Regions from separate parts of the Homo sapiens genome. Here region 1 is linked to region 2. A link is an interaction called in ENCODE POLR2A ChIA-PET data of the cell type or tissue named here. Cell type or tissue: MCF 10A. All regions are shown on one strand.

The links. Peaks named below come from ENCODE experiments on the same cell type or tissue, not always from the same donor. Only the 100,000 strongest peaks of a DNase experiment are listed, where the experiment ranks them.
Region 1: POLR2A ChIA-PET joins it to region 2 with 6 read pairs; 3 of 35 experiments call an interaction of 5 or more read pairs at or near these places.

The regions. Positions count from the first base shown.
Region 1 is chr15:90,306,521-90,310,520 of GRCh38, forward strand. No RefSeq gene overlaps it. Among named protein-coding and RNA genes, the nearest start is that of NGRN, 43 kb to the left of the region's middle. RefSeq lists an enhancer at 25-74. In MCF 10A, no CTCF peak of the experiment used is centred here; no DNase peak of the experiment used is centred here.
Region 2 is chr15:90,014,333-90,018,332 of GRCh38, forward strand. All of the region lies in intron 1 of ZNF710 (zinc finger protein 710), which reads left to right. Among named protein-coding and RNA genes, the nearest start is that of MIR3174, 9.6 kb to the left of the region's middle. In MCF 10A, no CTCF peak of the experiment used is centred here; a DNase peak (open chromatin) is centred at 1,589.

The DNA.
Region 1 (4,000 bases), 290 kb after region 2:
AAGAACAGGAAATGGAAGAAAAAAAGCAAAGAGAAATTGACCTTGTCCCTGCTAGGGTCCAAATCTAACGGCTTGCTCGGGCTGGAGGGGCTAGAAGTGGGTGTCTCTGCTTTCAAGCAGCGCATTTAACTTCACCGGCTTTCCCCAGGCTGTCTCTGCAGCAACCCACACGAGGGCCTCTTTTCACAGCAATTATGAAAGTGATGGTGGGAGGAAGTACAGCTCACTTATTGAGGTTAAAAAGCCACCCAAGTAAAAGCATTAACCCAGTAGTAAGATTAAATTCCTGGCCCCAAAGGGAAATTATCAGGAGGTGTCCTTTACCATGTGTGAAATGGAAACAGTTTCCTCTCTTGGGCAAAATAACCAATTGCTGTGGGAGGCGGAAATCAATGCAGTGTTTGGTGAAAACTTGGGTTTCTCTGATGAGTTCTGTGAAACGCTAACGTCTAACAGGGGTTGTTCAGTCTATCCAATAACATTTTCTTCCCGTGACCTTGGATCTTAACGTTGGCTCCGCTCATAAATGACTGTGGAATGGGAATGAGAGAGTAAGCTCTTGACAGCTACAGGGAAATGCACTTCTAAAGAACTTGGTATAAGAGGGAAAATGAGATGGTCCTCCAAGAGCTAAACAACAAGATCAATACATATTGTATGGAGCAGAGATGTGCAAAGTCATCATGTTGAACATTCTGACTTGTTGAACATGTTGAACAATCTGATTGAGGATAATAACACAGCTAAAGGAATAATAGTCAATTTAAGGTAGAGTTTGATTCCATGAAAGAAGAAAAAGGAGAGAGAAGTAAATGCATGTATTCTGTATATATATTGAGAGTCTGCTAAGCACTGTGCTAAGGGCATGAACAAATTCTACTCCTGCCTTTTTGGGGTTCCAGAGCAGGCTGACAGGGTCCATCTAAGAACAGCTCAGAAGAAAAAAATGCATCTTCGTCAAAGATATCCAGTATCCTGGCCAAGAGCAGTGCCTGCCGTTTTTGTAGACGCTGTTATTCTTTTTCCCATATTCCCATCTCAGGCTCATAGATGAGGGAACTTCTCCCCATCTGACTTGCAGACCATTTTAGGGAACACTTGGATGGACACGTACTCTCTCGCTTTCCCTCCTTTCATTCTTCTCTCCCCAGGATAAGAGTAGCTAATCTGACTCAAGACAGCATATCACCCATGTGGCCTCACATGTCAGAAGGGGTTGATTATGGAGTTGGGGCACTGCTTGTGCATGGCACACTTTTTTGCCTTCTTTGATTGGCCTGCCCAGTCTCAGGGCCCTTGCACCCCAGCTCCTCAGCTGGCTTCCTTTTGCTTTCCTTCTGCTCCAGCTTCTCACAGTGCATCCAGGCAGGCAAGTCACGTTGGCCCTGCCCTCTCTTCAGTCTAGGTGAGGTATCAAAGGCCAGTACTTTGGCTCAACCCCAAGTTGAAGTCTCTAGCTCTGAGCGCTGGAGCTTGGGGGGCACAGCCTACCACACTCATCTCCAGAAAGTTCCCTGGGTCTGGTCTCCTTCTCATCAAGAAACTATGTAGGTAAAAGGTAAAGATTGGTAAGCCTCACTTCAAGCCATTCTTACTAGATAACATTAAACCTTTATAGTCACCTCCCATCCCCCTTTCTACATCAACATTCACCAGGCAAAATTCTAACTGGGTTATGAGTTCACATGGGCTGGTCAGGTTGGCTCCAGTGGTCCAGGCTGTGTCACAGTTATTGTCATCATAGGTTAATCAGGAGGCATTCTGGTTGTCCACACCTCCACTGGATGACATGACCCGTATCCGAGATACCAGCTCTCAGCTTGTTGACAAAAGTGGGTGTCTGAACCTGCAGAGCTACAGAGGGTTCAAGTCACCAAGTTCATGGAATCCCACGAGCCTTGTGCTTGGACCACCCGCTTATCTTTCCCTTTAACTCCCCAAAACCAATACCCGCTGTCCTTTGATGTGTAAAACTTCCACAAGAACAACCTTGTAAGATGTTTGAGAAGATGAAAGATAATGCAGGAGAGCCCCTAATAGGGTGCCTGACAGCCAGTAGACAATAACCATGGGAATTGCTGCTGCTGCTATTTATTAATATTTTGGAGATAAGTATATATATATAGATGTATATCTATATATGTATATCTATACATATATTTATCTATTTTAAAAGGAATAATAATTATTATTTATTATATTTATTGATTATAATTATTATATATACTTATATATTATTAGTATTATTAATATATTAATATTATATAATTGTGTTTATTATATTTATTGCAATTATTTATAATTATATTTACTTATTTAATTATAGATAATTATTTATAATTAAATACATATAATTATTTATCATTATTACTCCTTTTAAGATACATAAGATAAATATATATATTTACACATATATGTATTTACACACATATATAAACAATATATATATATGTGTGTGTCTCAAATTATTCTTAAAAGGAGTAATAAATAATTACTGTCCATAAGAAGTAGGAGAAATTATTTCCCAATGTACCTAAAGACAGTGAGGTAGCAGTTAGGCCACAGTAGTTCTAAGGGCCTGCCATTCCCTACTCTCTTATCACTCTTGCAATTACTTGGTCTGAATGGCTCTATCTAGCCCAACTCCCTAGCTGACTGTTCATCTTCCAAATTATACCCAGGTGTCATCTGCTTTAAAGTGGCATGCATTCATGATTTGACTCAATATCTAATTCTAGCCCTGTGAAGCACTGGCCCTGATTATAAATCCCGCACGTGCAGGCATTCGTGGTCCCTGTGGGTGCACAAGATCAGGGAACATTCCCAGCTACCTTTTCATTAACTCCTCAGAGGCATTCATGAATGCTCGCAACAGCAGGGCCTTTAAGCCTTTCTGATAAATAACCACAGCAAGAAGTGTACACCCAACGCACACACGTGCACATGCACGCACATACACACACATACACCTACAGGACTGAAACAGAAGCCTTATAAAACACTACTTACTCTTAAAATGTAGACTAATTCAAAAGTCTATTTTTTTAATACGGGCTAAGATTCACTAAATTGATTTCAAAACCTACTAAGGGCTCAAGCCCGGCTATTTTAAGGGACACTGTAATGAAGACTCTACACAGAGATCACCAGACCTCGTGTTACGGTCTCAGCCTAGTTTTTCATCACATTTTTTTCTTGCGAGTCCTGAGAGTGCTGTGTATCTATTGTGAGGCTTTGCTGTTATTTTTGTTGTCGTTTTTGATGTTGGGGCTAACAGATGATGATGAGACATGGTTTAACAATAGCTTCACATTAGGAAAAGTATTTTTGTTACCCAAAACAAAGATTTCTGAGAACCTTGGTGTCTTGAGCCTGTGCACAATATGGAGGGAGGATGATGATGATGATGATTGTGCTTTTCGTGTATTAAAGAATCATTGTAAAAATACAAATACTGCCCACACACCTGGCACCAAGTAGGGACCCATGGGAGAGGAGTGATGGCACTCGTACCCACCCAACACTCACTCTCCACAGGTCCACTGACCTGTCATGTGGCTGAATGGAGGGTGACCTCAGGCTTCAGGAGGCAGACCCAGGTCACAGACCTGATGACACTGTTTTCCAGCCCTGCAGCCTTACGCACATCATCTAATCTCGCTGAGCTTTGGTCCACTCATCTCTGAAATGGGCATAATACGAAAGCCATGGACTCTTTGAGAGGCTTGAGTGAGACTGCATCGTGTGCACAAAGGGAAGCCAGCCAGTCCTACGTGGCTGGAGGAGGAGGAAGAGAGAGCAAAGGGGAAGGTACTGCACATTTTACAACAACCAGCTCTGTGAGAACTCTATCATGAGAACAGGAAGGGGGAAGTCTGCCTCCATGATTCAATCACCTTCCACCCGGCCCCTCCTCCAACACTGGCTCAATCTTCGCTCACTGCAACCTTCGCCTCCTGGGTTCAGGCGATTCTCCTGCCTCAGCCTCCCAAGTAGCTGG
Region 2 (4,000 bases):
GAGTTGGAAGAGAGGAAGGAGAAGGGACTTCAAGATGGGTTAATATAAAATAAAGATGGCAGAACCAGGCATGATGGTGTGTTCCTGTAATCCCAGCTACACTAGAGGCTGAGGTGGGAGGATCAGTTGTACCCGGGAGTTTGAATCCAGTCTGGGAAACATAGTGAGACCCTATCTCTTAAAAAAAAAAAAAAAAAAAGATGGCATTTAAAAAATTATGACCTGGTTTAACTAGATGGCCATCTAAAAAACGAACACATTAAAACAAAATAAATTTCAGTTGGGTTAAAGATGGTAAATATTTTTAAAAATGAACTTGGAGAAAGTACTTTCTAAGAATGACTTAAAACCCAGAAGTCATAAGAGAAAAAATTAATATATTTGACCCTATGCAAGTAAAGAATTTCTTCTTGGCAGAATCCATCATAAAATCAAAGGAGTCTCCCAGTTCTCAAAATTGGGAAAGCATTTTTGCAACATATATCATGGAGCTCATTTCCATTTCCTTAATATCTAAAGAGTTCCTACAAGTCATTAAGAAAAAGACCATCAACTGAATTTTTTTTTTTTTTTTTTTGAGATGGAGTTTTGCTCTTGTTGCCCAGGCTGAAGTACAATGGCGCGATCTTGCCTCACCGCAGCCTCTGTCTTCCAGGTTCAAGCGATTCTCCTGCCTCAGCCTCCTGAGTAGCTGGGATTACAGGCATGCACCACTACCCCAGCTAATTTTGTACTTTTAGTAGAGATGGGGTTTCTCCATGTTGGTCAAGCTGGTCTTGAACTCTTGACCTCAGGTGATCCACCCGCCTCAGCCTCCCAAAGTGCTGGGATTACAGGCATGAGCCACTGCGCCTGGCCCATCAACCAAATTTTTAAAGCAGGCTAAAAACACAGACAGTTCACAGAAAAGGTTCTGAACCATATGAGAATGTGAGAGCCCACTAGCAATAAGAGAAACACAAGTTTTCTGTGGAGATGTGTTGGTGGGGAACAGATACTCTCATAGTTGTTGATAGAGGTGTAAATCAGTACAACTTTTATGGAGGAAATTCTGGCAATAGTTATTAAAATTAAAAGTGCACGGGCAATTTCTCTTTTGGAAATTTCTCTTAACAGATAAATTGTACATGTGTGAAATGATGCATTTTTCAAGATAGTTAATTGCATCATTGCTTGTAAAAGGAAAAGAGAAAGGAAACAGCCAGAATGTCCGTCACTAGAGAACTGGTAAATAAATTATCCAGCCACCATACAATGCAATTCTTTTTTTTTTTTTTTTTGAGACGGGGTCTTGCTCTTGTCATCCAGGCTGGAGTGCAATGGCGCAGTCACAGCCCGCTGCAGCCTCGACCTCCCAGGCTTAAGCGATCCTCCCACCTCAGCTTCCCAAGTATCTGGGAACACAGGCGCATGCCCGTAAATACTGAGAAAACCCACCCAGCTAATTTTTAAATTTTTTGTAGAGACAAGGTCTCACTATATTGCCCAGGCTGGTCTCGAACTCCTGGACTCAAGCAATCCCCCCTTCAGCCTCCCAAAGTGTTGGGATTACAGGCGTGAGTCACCGCGCCCAATGCCATACGATGCAATTCTGTGCAGTTGTAATAAAGAATGGACACGCCCTATGTACCAATGTACACTATGTACCAACTAAGACATTTTAAGTGAGAGAGAGGGATAGAATGCCTGCTTATGCAGTAGCTCCGCAAGGATATCTAGGAGGCTGGTAACAGTGGTTTCCCACAGTCGGGGCTGACTTTTCATGGTGTATCTTTTTCTGTATTTTGAATCTTGTACCTTGTGCACATACTACCTAATAATTTTTTTTAAAGAAGGAAAAAAGGATGGGTAGAAAGAAAGGAGGGTAGGCGGAGGTGGGGAAGAAGTCTTTCACCTTTGCTCTGCATTTTCACATAGACGATTTCAGTTAATACTCTCCAGAAACTGGTGCAAGGTTATCATTTTTAGACCGAGAAACTGAAGCTCAGAAGTCTGAAATGACTTGCCCAAGTTCATGGAGAGAGTTAGCCTTGGAACCTGGCATTGAATTCAGTCCTGACTCCAGAGCCATTGGACTCATCTCTGTCAGTTTTCTTTTCTTGCTTTCTTATATTTATTTTATTTTTTTGAGACAGGTCTCACTCTGTCACCCACGCTAGAATGCAGTGGTACGATCATAGCTCACTGCAGCCTCAAACTCCTGGGCTCAAGTGATCCTCCTGCCTCGGCCTCCCAAGTAGCTGGGACTACAGGCATGTACCATCATGCCTGGCTCATTTTTAAATTTTTTGTAGAGGTGGGGTCTGTGCTGGTCTCAAGCTAACGGCCTCAGTGATTCTTCCACCTTGGCTTCCCAAGGATTATAGGCGTGGGCCACTGTGCCTGGCCTCTTGTTTTTTTTAACCAACATTTCATTGGTCAAGGACAAATGGCCATACACCATAGCCTAGACCCATCTCTGCAAAGGGAGTGACTGTAAAGAAACTTCCACTCCTGCCTCTGCAGCTGGCTTGTGCCTACGGGGCAAAAGCTCAGGCAGTAGGTGGTAAAGGCAAGCCCAGAGCCCAGCCAGCCACATCAGACACTTCGAGGAGGATTACGGATTGGCTCTGCAGTCCTGCCTTTGAAGTTCCCAGCTTTTATCAGAATGTCTGAACCTTAGCGTTATTTCAAGGGAGCTTTTCTTTCTGTCTGTAAACTGGCCTCAGGTAGGTGCCAGCTGCTGCCAGGTGCTGAGGGAGCATTTCCTGGCTCCCTAAGCTGGTGCATTCACTTTGTTTTATGGCAGGGAACTTTTTAGGGGTAAAGGCACTTGGTACTTGGAAGATTCTGGGAGAATAACTTTTTAAAAATATTTTTCTATTCAGAAGTGCCATTGGATAGCATGTCTTTAATTAAAGGGAGGGAGAGGTGCATTTTTATTATTTGTTTCCCAGAACCACCTGTGCTGTTTTTCAAAGTAGGGTATTGACTGCTTCCTCCTTGCTGATGAGAAATGCTGTATGGAGAACAAAGCTGAAAGTGTTGGCCATATATAATACAAGGCTGTAATTTACAGGCTATAGCTTCACCAGGGGAAGAATTTGATGTCTTTAAGAGATACAAAATCATCCAGCTCCGGCTGTCCTTGTGTGTGGTGCCATATTTATTTTCTAACTTGGAGTCATCATTCTTTAAGAAAGAAGCAGGGTCCTTTTGGGCTGAGGAATGCTCTCGGGGGTAGGAAGTTTTCGGGATCTGTGGGCCTGAGCTGGCATGTCCAACATCCTGTCACTATACTGCTTGGCATCTTGCAAGGGATGCATCCTAATGACCCATCCTGTCCACTTTTGTTTGGTTACTTGGTGAAGGTGGGAGTGTCTTGAACAGCATGGTGCTGTTCCCCTGGAAAGTTTATACTCATCAGTGCCCAGTTGTTTGCAGAATTCGAGAATGGATGGGAAGCACCCAGGAAACGGTTCCCAAATGGATGCATTTTGATATCTGAAATAGACTTTAAAGCTTTTGGCTTTTGATCATAAAGGGACCGGCAACATTGAGACACCTCCCCACTGCTCCTCAGGTTTTCCTGGTGCTTGAATAATTAAGGCCATGCCCTATGGAATCTCCTTCCTTGGGCTCCAGGGCATCTCTCTTAGCAAAGGCTAGCTTCTCACTCACAGTGTGCTGTGAGCGCTCTGGACGTCCTACCCAGCATTCTGCTCCATCATCTTCTTGTGTTCTGTCTCCCCCAGAAAAACTTCTGTGTAACATCAGCTGTGTTCTTTTGCTTCAATTACAGAGCTTGTTAGAATTTCTCTTCCAAATCCCTGTTTTGGGGCTTTTCTTTTCTTTTTTCTTTTTTTTTTTTTTTTGAAATGGAGTCTTGCTCTGTCACCCAGACTGGAGGACAGTGGCGTGATCTCGACTCACTGCAACCTCCGCCTCCCGGATTCAAGCAGTTCACCTGCCTCAGCTTCCTGAATAGCTGGGATCACAGGCGTGTGCCACCACACCCAGC